Regions from separate parts of the Homo sapiens genome. Here region 1 is linked to region 2. The links are chromatin contacts, found by Hi-C or POLR2A ChIA-PET in ENCODE. All regions are on one chromosome and are shown on one strand. Each heading gives the region's core, a stretch centred on a gene start or an enhancer-like site at or near the end of the contact. The rest is flanking DNA. Distances are from core to core; before and after follow the strand shown.

Region 1 (5,656 bases), core at 2,981-5,480, 270 kb after region 2:
TCTGCTGTGCCCCCCAGCCCCTCCCCACCCGTGACCTTGGCATCGATCACAAAAGGGAAGGCTCTTATCAATCAGTGCTTTGCTGTCCTTCTCATTCAATCTTTATCAAGCGACAGCTCCGCACTGGGCGACACCGTGGGGTGTGTAATTATTCATTAACTGGTGCTAATTAATGTTTATGTAGACATTCATTGTGTTGTGTGCCACGCACTGCCAACAGCCACCCAGAGGCTTCCATTCAAGAGGGCTGTCCCAGTTGTGTCGGCAGCTGCCTCTGCAGACCCCCTGCCTCCCTGGCGGGCCAGGCTCCCCCTCTGGGCCCCTCACCCGCTCTGGGGAGCTGCCCGGATGCCCCCTCAGCACCCACCCTGAGAGCACGGGGGCACTCCCTTCCCCTGAATCAGCTCGCGATCTCCACGCCAAGCCCTGGCCTCCCCTCCCATCTCCACGGCCCTGCCTCAGCCTCAGCTCTGTGCCCCTCCCCTGTGTCCCCGGCTCCTCTCCTGTGTAGCCCGCCCCTACTCCCTCCATCCAGAGAGGTCCAGCCTGGATGCCCACGCCTCCCATCTTCTCACTGATCTGTCCCCAAGACACAGCTCCGCCAGGGTCACCGAGGCCTCTGTGCTGCCTCATGGCAGGGCTGGAGCTGGGATGGCCTCTCTGGATTTTGGGCCTGTGGCTCTCGCCCTCTGCCTCCTTCCCAGCCCTTCGCCCTGGAGCGGGGCAGCCTTGTTTCTCCTGACTTTCTGGGCATGGTCTCTCAGGCTTTGGGTCCTTCCTGACTCAGGGATCTCAGCTCGGAGCCACCTCCTCCAAGAAGGCTCCCGGCTGCACCCACTTCAGGCACCTTCTGTCCTAATGCCCGTCTCCCTCCTGGCCTGCTGCCCCGTCCTTCTCTCCAGGACGACTTTGAAGCCATCCCAGATGTGCTATGATTTCATCTCCAATAATAATAATAAAAGCAACAATGTGTGCAGCTGAGGGGTCCTGATATGCATTGCGGGGCCTCACAGGGGCTTGGACCATGCTCGGCCTTGGACAGACACAGCCGGGAGGGAAGCATCCCGCTCCTGTTAACACACGTGACCCGCAGGCTCTGCAGGACATGCCGGCTCTTTTGCACAACCTCTTGGTGCAGCAGGGGGGTGTTGAGGGACCAGGAAGGGTTTGGTCCCCTCCTCCACCCCCTCTGCCTCCCTCCCCATCAAGTGGGCTGCCCGCCTCCTGGGTTGGGTCCTGGCTCCTCTGGAGGGGCTGCTGTGCCCACCGCCCTCCTTGCCATCTCTTCTGGCCTGGGGTTGGGGAGGGGGCTGGCAAGGGCGAGGCTTCTCATCCATCTTGCAGGGCTTGCCTGGGGCCACAGGGCTGCGCTGGCCTGGGGGGCTCTGTGCGCCTTGGGCTGGGGCGAGGCAGCTGCCCTCCGACCTCCAGGTCACTGAGGATGGGGTGCCGCCCTTCCCCCAGGGGCAGGTCACGTGGGGTGCCCCGGACAGGTCAAGGAAGGGGCTCTCATGCCTGGGGCTGGTTGGGGCCACCTGGGGGGGAAGGTGACAGTGCTCTTGTCCCCAACCCTGGGCTGCCTGGTAAGACCTGAGGGTCTGGGATGAGCTCAGGGCCTGCAGCCCTCTGATGTCTGCACAGACACAGCTCTGTGGGAAGCAGGTGCCCTGGTGAGACCCTTTCGCCTCTGGGCCCCTCCACCTTCCCCTGCTCCTCACAGATGCCCCCTGCCCATCACAGGGCCTGAGGCAGAGGCTTTGAGGGGGCGGGGCCTGGAGAGGGCCTGGGGCGGGGCATGGGGGAGATGGGCGTGGTAAGCAGGTGGAGCCTCTTGAGGATGACACTGGGGTGGGGCTGGGGAGGGGCCGGGGCCCTAGGCTGACCCCGGGAGGGAGCATCACCCTCAGCTGCAGGCAAGGGACGGGGCTGCTGGTGAGAAGCTCAAGCACAGGCCCTCAGTGAGGCAGGGAGAAAATGGCACAACCGCGGTGCCTTCCTAGGACTCTGGCTGTGCTGTGGGAGTCGGTGCTGTCCACTCTGTTTGAAGCTCTCAGGTGGAAGGGGCAGGTGGGGCATCTGAGGCACCGACCTCAGCTCCCAGCCCTGAGCAGAGGACGAAGGAGCCCAAGGTCCGGGAGAAGCCCCTTTTCCCATCTCTGGGGCATGGGAGGGGCCTGCACTGGCTGAGACCCAAGTTTCCAGCAGGTGAACATCGGTCCTGGTCCCACGTGCAGGGCAAGGACGACCCTGAAAAGCCCCTGAAAAGCTGGGGTGCCCACCGTGTCTCTGAAAGGCTGACGTTCCCACCGCATCTCTGAAAGGCTGACGTTCCCACCGCGTCTCTGAAAGCTGGCGTGCCCACCACATGACGTTCCCACTTCATCTTCTTAGGTGCTTTTCTTGAAAAGTTTTGTTTTTGTTTTTGTTTTTTTTTTCAGGTAACAAACTGTCACCAAGGTCATGCCTAGGCCCTGTCTTGACAGCCCTCAGTGGCCCCGGTGTGTCCCCTGGGAGCACAGGCCCCATGGGTGGCCCGGCTCTGACCCCACGGGCCCTTCCTTCTGCCGAGGGCACTTCTCAGGCTTGGGTGCACAGGGCTTGGGTGTGTGGCTCCTGCCTGGGGCCCACTGAGCCCTGAGCTGCACCAGGCCTCGACCTCGGAGCTGAGGTCTGGGTCATCCTCCCAGGGAGGGTCTGGGAGACCTCAGGTCAGAGTATCCCACAGACCCCACAAGTGACATCCCAGCTCCTCAGGCCAAATCTCCTGGACCCCAGAAGGAGCAGCTGTATCAAGAGGAAGGCTTTGGTGACGCTGCTGCAGGGACAAGGACTGCTCCGTATGGCAGAGCCAGGTGCGAGGGGCTCGGGTGCGACGGGGAAGCTTTGGCAGCAGGAAGCAGAGGCGCGGGACAGCGGGAGGGAGGGTCTGGTGTTCTAGTGCTCGGTGGAGGACCGCTGAACGTGCTTAGGCAGTGACATGAAAGCCATCAGGGCAGAGGGACAGGCAGAGGCCCCAGCATGCGAGAGGCAGGTGGGCGTGCGGGGTGCAGGGACCTGCGGAGGACATGGAAAGGTGTCAGCTGAGGGCCCTGATGTGTCTGGGGTCACCTGCGGAGGAAGGTCCAGGGGAGGAGCCTGCTGCAGGCGGGTGGGGAGGGTCTCAGCACCACAGCAGCCGGGGCCAGGGCTGGGCTGCAGGGCCAGGTGGGTCCAGTGAGTGTGCTCAAGCCGCCTCGTGGAGGGGAACTGGCAGAGTGCTGAGCAGAAGCCAAGGTGCCGCCACTCGAGGGGCCGGATGCTGGGGTCCCAAGAATGGTAAAGTGGGGAAAGCCGCTGAGGGCCTGGATGCTGGGGTCCCAAGAATGGTAAAGTGGGGAAAGCCGCTGAGGGGCCGGATGCTGGGGTCCCAAGAATGGTAAAGTGGGGAAAGCTCTGAGGGGCTGGATGCTGGGGTCCCAAGGATGGTAAAGTGGGGAAAGCCGCTGAGGGCCGGATGCTGGGGTCCCAAGGATGGTAAAGTGGGGAAATAGGACAACAGTGTCGGAGCTGGTGCTGGGCTTAGTTGGAGACACCCAAGGCCTGGTGCAGCTGAGGGCTCAGTGGGCCCCAGGCAGGAGCCACACACCCAAGAGCCTGAGGTTGAGGCTACAGCGGAGGCCAGAGGGAGCTGGGCTATGGAGGAGGATGCAAGGGTTCTGGGGCATCACCCTGTGGGCATTTGAGGTCCCCAGGACAATGGCAGGACAGGAAAGCCAGGTCTTTGAGGGTCCTGAGCACACGCCTGGGACAGCAGCTCTGGCCCACAAAGGCTATAGTGCCCTTGGAGCCTGGGGGGCTCTGGGCAGGGCCCACGGCTGAGTTGCCTGGAGCCTGGGGTGAGGGGTCCAGGACAGACACTGGGAAAAATCACCTGTGGTGACCCCCGCCTGGCCCTGCATCCCTCAGTGGCTCAGAGGTGGCCCGAGGTCACGCCGAGGCTCCGTCCTCTCCTCAACCCCGTGTGGTTTACCACGTCCTCATCAGCCAGGGGGTGACTAACTGCCAGGAACAATTGGCAAATGGGACCGTGGGTGGGAGCCCATCCATCCTCCAAGCCCACGGTCCAGGCCAGCGCAACAGCTTTCCAGACCACAGGCTCCTGTCGGGGATTTCAGAAGATCCGGAAATCATTTTACGACCGCATTACCTTTAGCCAACCTTGCTCATTGGAGGAAGGTGAAGGTTTGGGGAAGTAAACGCAGCCGCGAAGCCCCAGCCCAGTGCTCTGCCCGTGAGGCCGTGGGAGGGGCTGGTCTCACTTCCACTTCCACTTCCTGTTTAATTTTCATAGGCTTTAAAATCACACAGGCAGAGTAGGGAGGGCAGGCGCTGCCCTAGCAGAGAGCTGGGTCAGATGTGGGTTCACAGGTGGAGCCTGGCACATTCGTCCCCGAGAGTGAACAAACAGCACCCCGGGCCCGGCTGCCCATTCCTTGGGATAGGAGGACAGCAGGACAGGAGGCATCGAGGACACAGCAGCTTCCTGCTCTCACACGCTGAGGGGCCGGGGCCAGGCCTTTGCGCACCAGGCATCCCCTCAGTAGGACTCAAGGCACTGCACGCCCCCCAGGGGTCTCCTTCCTGCCTCCAGTCAGGCTGTGGGACCTGAAGCTCCCCAGGGGCCTTGTCTGGCTTGGCTCTGAGGTGGGTCCCAAGTGTCACATGAGCCTGGTGAGACACAAAACCCAAACAGGGCCAGGAGACCACCAGGGAGGCCAATGCTCTTGGGGTGTGGGTTGGAGGGGCCAAGCCTCTGAAGCTGGTGTCCCCGCCTGCTGGCCATGTTGGGGTGCCTGTCTCGTGCCACCTGCTTGCAGGCCAGGGGGTTGTCACTGTATTTCCTCCAGGTCCTGTGCTGCTCAGGACTCCCTGACCCACTGGAGGGGATTAGCAGCTGAGGACAGCTCTGAGAAGCCTGGTCGGCCCCGGGTCCTGCCCAGGCATCTTCAGCTGCGTCTCCTCACCGGGTCTCTGAGTGAGAGACGAAGCCAGCTGGACTTCCTGGGTTGAGTAGGGACTTGAAGAACTTTTCTGTCTTACAAGAGGATTGTAAAATGCACCAATCAGCACTCTGTAGCTAGCTAGAGGTTTGTAAAATGCACCAATCAGTGCTCTGTAAAAACGCACCAACCAGCACTCTGTAGCTAGCTAGAGGTTTGTAAAATGGACCAATCAGCACACTGTAAAATGTTCGAATCAGCACTCTGTAAAATGGACCAATCAGCAGGACATGGGTGGTGACAACTAATGGAACAAAAGCTGGCCACCCCCCAGCCAGCAGCAGCAACCTACTCTGGTCCCCTTCCATGCTGTGGAAGCTATGTTCTTTCCCTCTCCACAATAAATCTTGCTGCTGTTCACTGTTTGGGTCCACACCACCTTTAAGAGCTGTAACACTCACCGCAAGGGTCCGTGGCTTCATTCCTGAAGTCAGCGAGACCATGAACCCACCGGAAGGAACAAACTCCAGACACATGAGGACCTGTCTGTGCATGAATGCAGCTGTGTGTGCTGTGACAAAAGCAGCTCTGTGGGACATAGGAGTGCTGGGTGTGGGGGTCCCAACCAGATGACCTACCGGGACCTGTGGGCCCAGTGCTAGCCAGGTCTTAGTCAA
Region 2 (5,623 bases), core at 1-2,500:
GAAATAACCCCATGAAATAATGAGAATAATTGTAGTATTCTGAACCGGGGCACAGGACACAGGACCGGGGTGGAAGGCGGCACGAGACTACGCGCGTGGGAAAGACCCAGGGATCACAGTGGCCCAAAGCTGGGCACTTCCCAATTCCGGGATTTGTGCTACAGGCACTCCAGGCTCCACCTTAGAACTGTGTCCAGCACGAAGGCAGTGCTGTCTTGCGGGAGGCAGGGCTGCACCACCACCGGGGTGTGAAGGGGCCCAGCAGGCAGGGGTGTGAAGGGGCCCAGCAGTGTTTCCAGCTGCACGGGGTCAGGGGCCGCGCTGATGCAGAGCACGGGGGCGCAGGTTAAACCTAAAGGAGGGAAGCTTTTGGGGGCGGAACAGACAACCGAGAATGCTGCACACTGCCTTTCCCACCCGAATTGTGTTTTGACTTTTTTTTTTTTTTTTTTTTGAGACAGAGTTTTGCACTTGTTGCCCAGGCCTGGAGTGCAATGGCCCGATCTCGGATCACTGCAACCTCCTCCTCCCGGTTTCAAGCAATTCTCCTGCCTCAGCCTCCCGAGTAGCTGGGATTACAGGTGTGCACCATCACGCCCGGTTAGTTTTGTATTTTTAGTAGATACGGGGTGTCTCCCAATTGGCCAAGGCTGGTCTCGAACTCCCGACTTCAGGTAATCCACTGGCCTTGGCCTCCCAAAGTGCTGGGATTACAGGCGTGAGCCACCGCGCCCGGCCTGCTTTTGCTTTCTTTTTTTTTTTTTTTTTTTTGGCAGAGTCTCGCTGTCCACCCCTGTAGTGCAGTGAGCTCGGCTCCCTGCGGCCTTGACCTCCCGGGCTCAGGCAATCCTCCCGCCTCAGCCCACGGAGTAGATGGGACCACAGGAGCCCACCACGCCCGACTACTTTTTGTAATTTTTGTAGGGATGGGGTCTATCCATGCTGCCCAGGCTGGTCCGAACTGCTGGGCTCAAGAGCTCCGCCCGCCTCCGCCTCCCAAAGGGCAGGGATCACAGGTGTGAGCTACCGCGCCCCGCCCAGAGTTTCCGACTGTTAGCAAATCACATTCACCTCAAAACTATTTATACAAGAACTGAAAGGCAAACTAAGTCCGTGCTCCATCACTTCCTGTCCCAGGTCGCGGGGCCGGACATTTTCTCCAAGCGCTTTCCTGGCACAGCGCGCAGGCGGCCTGCGCCAAAGCTCTGGCTTCCTCCAGGCGCCCAGACCCCGCCCTCCCCGCAGGCGCCAGGGCGTTGCCTGGCAACTTAGCTGCGAGGGGATTGGCTGCGCGGGACCCCGTGACCATCCCGGAGACCACGCATTTCCTGCGCCCCCGGAAGTGGTGATAATGCCAGGCCCTGCCCCCGGCAGAGGCGGAAGCGGAGTCGGCCTGAGAGGTCTCTCGTCGCTGCAGGCGCCTCAGCCCAGCCGCGTGCCTTGGCCCATGGCCGCCTACTCTTACCGCCCCGGCCCTGGGGCCGGCCCTGGGCCTGCTGCAGGCGCGGCGCTGCCGGACCAGAGCTTCCTGTGGAACGTTTTCCAGAGGTGCGGCCTGGCACCGCCCGGGCACCTCCCGCCTCCGCCGCGGCGGCCCCGACCCCTGTCCCGACTCCCCCGACCAACCCCGTTCCCTGCCGGTTCTACTGCGGCCTCCTCCGTCCCCTGTCGGGTCCCCCGCGGCCCCCTCCCGTCCCCTGCCGCCGCCCCCGACCCCTGCCCCAGCCGACGCGGCCGCCCCCGTCCCCTGGCGGGTCCCCCGCGGTCTCCCCCGTCCGCTGCCCGGTCTCCTGGGGCCGCCCCTGCCTCCTGCCCGGTCCCTGTCCTGTGCGTCGGGCCCTTCCCAAGATGCAGAGTGCGCCACTGCAGACCCGAGGTCGCGGCCACCGGCTCCTGGGCTAGGCCCTTTTTCTCGCCTCAAGAGCCGCCAGGTGGAGGGTCTCCAGGGTGCTTGTTTGGGGAAAGCGGAAACAGACTGCCTGGGCGCTGTTAAAATGTCAGCAGCCAAGGAAGAAGCAGCGACCTGGCGTCTGCTCGGGCCAGGTGACCTTTATGGCGGCGCCTTCTGTCCCTGGTCGCTTTTCCACCGAATGTCCGAAACTGTAGTGACTGATGGCCAGGGAATGGCTTAGTTATCTGAGGGAATCTTGTCTTGTCTGTGAAAAAGGGAAACGGGTGCAAATGGGAATTCAGACAGGCCAGGAGAGGAAGGAAGGGAAGGATTGAGGTGAAGATGATTGTCCTCTTAGGGGAAGACCACACTGGACGTCGGCTCCTGGGGCACTTCCTTGATTCCGCTGTACTCCTCAGCGGGACGGGAGAGGCGGAGGTTCCAGGAGGGAGCCTTCCAGAGTCGGTGCAGGGTTGACAGAAGACGTTTGTTTTGCTTTTCCTGAACTTTCGATCGCCAGCTTATTTGGTCTTCTTGATGTTATAGGGTCGATAAAGACAGGAGTGGAGTGATATCAGACACCGAGCTTCAGCAAGCTCTCTCCAACGGTGAGTGGGCCAGTGGGAACTGGGTCTCCGGACCAAGAAGCCGCGAGCCTGCCCTGTTCACAGTGGATAACTTTCTGAAGTTGTTTTTCCAAGGACAAAGGAATCATTAGGACAAATTGTTATTACTGCTTCGTAGTGGAGATGCTTCTGGTTTATTTTGTGGCTACCGCTGTTACTGCTTGGAGTGCCTCACCGAGCCAGCTAACAACTGCGTGCGTGAGCACAGGGAAAGGCTTCTTGAGAAATGAAAACTAGATTGTAGGTTTAGGAGGGGAATAGGAAGCTTAGCTCTGTACAGCCGAAAGCCTTTTGGTAAGTTGGAGGTCCTTGAATTTCCTGGGTGACTGCATCTTGGTGACTTCTCTGAATAGACCTTCGAGGGCACTGGGGGGTGATTGTTGGAGGGCTTGGGGAGCTCAGGCAGCCCTTGTATGGGAATGTGGCTGTTACAGGAACTGCAGAAACTGGGACTGGGTTCCTGGGGAAAGGATTGGGGGTGTTGGAGGCGCTGGCCAGGGGATTATGGGGAGGTGTTCTTATCAGTGTGCGAATACTGGGCGTTCAGGCAGCGGGAAATCCGGGTCCTTGCGTGTTGTGAGCTCCCTGGAATTACGTTCTTGCCAGTTTCAGCTCAGTTGATCCCCCTCCCCTCCGCTATCATTGGACACATTTTACTTCATTGAAACCTGACTGCCACTTTTTCTGTAATCCCTCAGGGGCAGTCATCTTTTCTGATTCTGTGTATAGTTTGCTTTTCCAGATCCGTGCCATTTAAGCTAGAAAAGGGGTCAGTTTTGAGATGTTGTGAAAATGTTGAAAGGCTTCTTGTTATTAGTGGGAAGTATCTGAAGTTGCCAGAGACTGAACTGGGGCGCGGGGAGCACTACGGCTGCTAGACACTGCCTCACTGCGCTGTGGGTGGGGGGGTGCTGGATTCAGCCTTACTGCCTAATGATTTGTGAGGATTTGTGTTTTCAGAGTAACATTTTTACCTTATATTACGACATCAGTTCCTAATATGTGGCGTGTGGGCCACAGATGCTGGTGTATTATTTCACATGCATTTCTATAGATTGTTTTCAGGGAATTCAGAAATGCTGTTATCTCTACACTAGTGATTGTGCTTTCTTGGTTTTTCTCTTTTCATTATTCTTAAATCCTCGTTTTTTTTTTTTTTATTTGCATCTCAGTTCGTTTTTACTCGGGAAGTGCAAGACGTGGCTACTAGAAAGAGATGTCAAGAGAACCCGGAATCCAGTAGGCTACAATTTGGCAAATCTCAGCTTAAAACTTCCTAAATGTTGACCACAGTGGATGCAAATGGCTCTGTGCATCACCTGTTAAATATGGTCAGATGACCATCCAGGTTCAAGTGGTTTGTCACCAGGGTGATACAAGCCACACGGAGTGCCCTCCTCAGAGGCCATGTTTCAGAGACATTTATTTTGAGTGGTTTTCCAATGAGTGATGCAAGATTTATGATCCATTTTAACAGCCTGCTTTTTATGCATTTGCTCTAATTTTTAGATTTTAGGTTTAGTTTTAGGTTTTCTGTTAAACTTGCTCAAATAGGAGTGGTGGTCAAATACTGGACCGCATTAGTATGGTAGCCTGCCCACCTTGGCAGGCTCCACTGGAGTGCTTTGGGGCCTGCCTGGATTCCAGTCCTGGCTCTACCAGTTTTGTGTCCTCGCCGTTACTGGGAGGGAGTATTGAGGAAATGCATGCGAGGTGTTTCCGTGATTCCTGGCACGGAGCAAGTGCTCAGTAATTGTCAGCTGTGAGTATTAGTAGTAGCTAATACACTGGTACTATTCTTGGCTAACAAGCCAGCTCAAAGCTTTGATGGTTTTCCATTACCTGATGATGGTGATGATGGTTTCCACTTACTCAACACTCACACGCTGGGCTAGGCACTTAACCCAAATCCAAGGTCAGCATTATTGTTTGGGGGTGGGGGAGACACCTCCTGCTCTGACTTGTGTGTTTGGGTTCCTGTATTTTCACCAGAGGGAGTTAGTCCTGCCCCAGTTCAGCTGGTCCTCAAAGTGTATATAGCTCTTTAACCATCAGCAAGTGTCTATCAGAACATAATCTTGATTTCAGCTGCTACTAAATATCTACCAGGAGACTGCTTGAGAGAATTGCCTGATGGGTGCTGAGTCCACCATTCCTGAGATACTTTGAAATCAGTGGCTTAACCCAAGCTGTGTATCGGGACCCTCTCACCGTGGTCCCAATGGAGTCACTTTTCTTAGGCGCCCCCCTTTACCTTGGGCTCTGAGCTTCCTCTGCCTTTCATCTCTGTGGGATGAAGCCCCACCGCCCTTCAGGATGCAAAGCCCTCTTCTCTAATGTGAGTGCAGGGCCAGGTGCAGTGGCTCACGCCTGACCTCCCAACACTTTGGGAGGCCGAGGCAGGGGGATCCCTTGAGCCCAGGAGTTTGAGACCAGCCTGGGCGACACTGTGAGACCCTGTTGCCTGAATTGCCCTGGGAGATTTCCTCAGCTTGTGCTGGGGGCATGTGGCCCCATGAAGCCCGTAGTCACTGTTCACCCTGAGAGACGCTGGCTTTCGGGCTCACACACCTGCTGCGGGGCAGCCCCAGGAAATGGCCACCCCATTTCTCCTGGAGCTGCGCGTGTTCTCAGAAACTGTGGTGGCCGTTCTGTTTTGTTTGCATCTTATAAACGTTTACCTGATGACATTTTCCTCTTCAATTTAGCTGCTAGAAAATTTAAAGTCAGGTTGGTGGCTCACCAGTAATGAGAGTTTAGAGTAGAAGTAAACTTTATGACATAGTCTTAGACTCTTCACTTTCTTCTCAACCAATATGATTCACATTTACTTTATTTTGCTGTACCGTGAGTGTCTCTGTGTTTCCTGAATTCCTTCTGGAATAAGGCAGGTTGTTAGTAAGCACAGGTTTCTGGTCCATCTCACAGCCTCAGGCAGTGGGCATTGCTGTCGGTGCTCCCTTTCCGGGTTACCTGTGGTAGCTCTCAAGTTGCAGGGCTGCGATTTGAAGCCTGATTTAGTACACCGTGTTTCTGTTGTGTTCTGTGGTGGTTTGCTCCTCACATGTGAGCATTCACCGTGGCCCTGTGTTTTTCCACCACACCT

The links. Hi-C counts contacts between places; a loop is a spot of excess contacts on that map. ChIA-PET counts read pairs that join two places held with the same protein, here RNA polymerase II (POLR2A). Pooled maps may share reads with other maps.
Region 1: a loop to region 2 is called in a pooled map, with 8 times the contacts of the local background. The contact joins the enhancer-like site here to the promoter of PDCD6-DT in region 2. A Hi-C loop is called at or near these places in 1 of 37 single-sample maps with no recorded cell type and 5 of 50 pooled maps. POLR2A ChIA-PET finds 5 or more read pairs at or near these places in 3 of 52 experiments (GM12878, activated B cell and activated T-cell).

Annotation. Positions count from the first base shown.
Region 1 is chr5:539,926-545,581 of GRCh38, forward strand. No RefSeq gene overlaps it. Among named protein-coding and RNA genes, the nearest start is that of MIR4456, 6.9 kb to the left of the region's middle. RefSeq lists an enhancer at 1,408-1,993. Within about 2 kb of position 4,231, at least 8 of the 41 ENCODE cell types and tissues checked have a DNase peak (open chromatin) inside an H3K27ac peak, as active enhancers do; they include GM12878, where a contact is called at or near this core.
Region 2 is chr5:270,274-275,896 of GRCh38, forward strand. It overlaps PDCD6-DT (PDCD6 divergent transcript), which reads right to left and starts at 1,251. Exons shown (of 2, transcript NR_104613.1): 1 at 1,072-1,251. PDCD6 (programmed cell death 6) reads left to right here and starts at 1,373. Exons shown (of 6, transcript NM_013232.4): 1 at 1,373-1,548; 2 at 2,438-2,499. The coding sequence starts at 1,448. PDCD6-AHRR (PDCD6-AHRR readthrough (NMD candidate)) reads left to right here and starts at 1,373. Exons shown (of 13, transcript NR_165163.2): 1 at 1,373-1,548; 2 at 2,438-2,499. RefSeq lists enhancers at 1-414, 1,076-1,165 and a silencer at 1,456-1,665.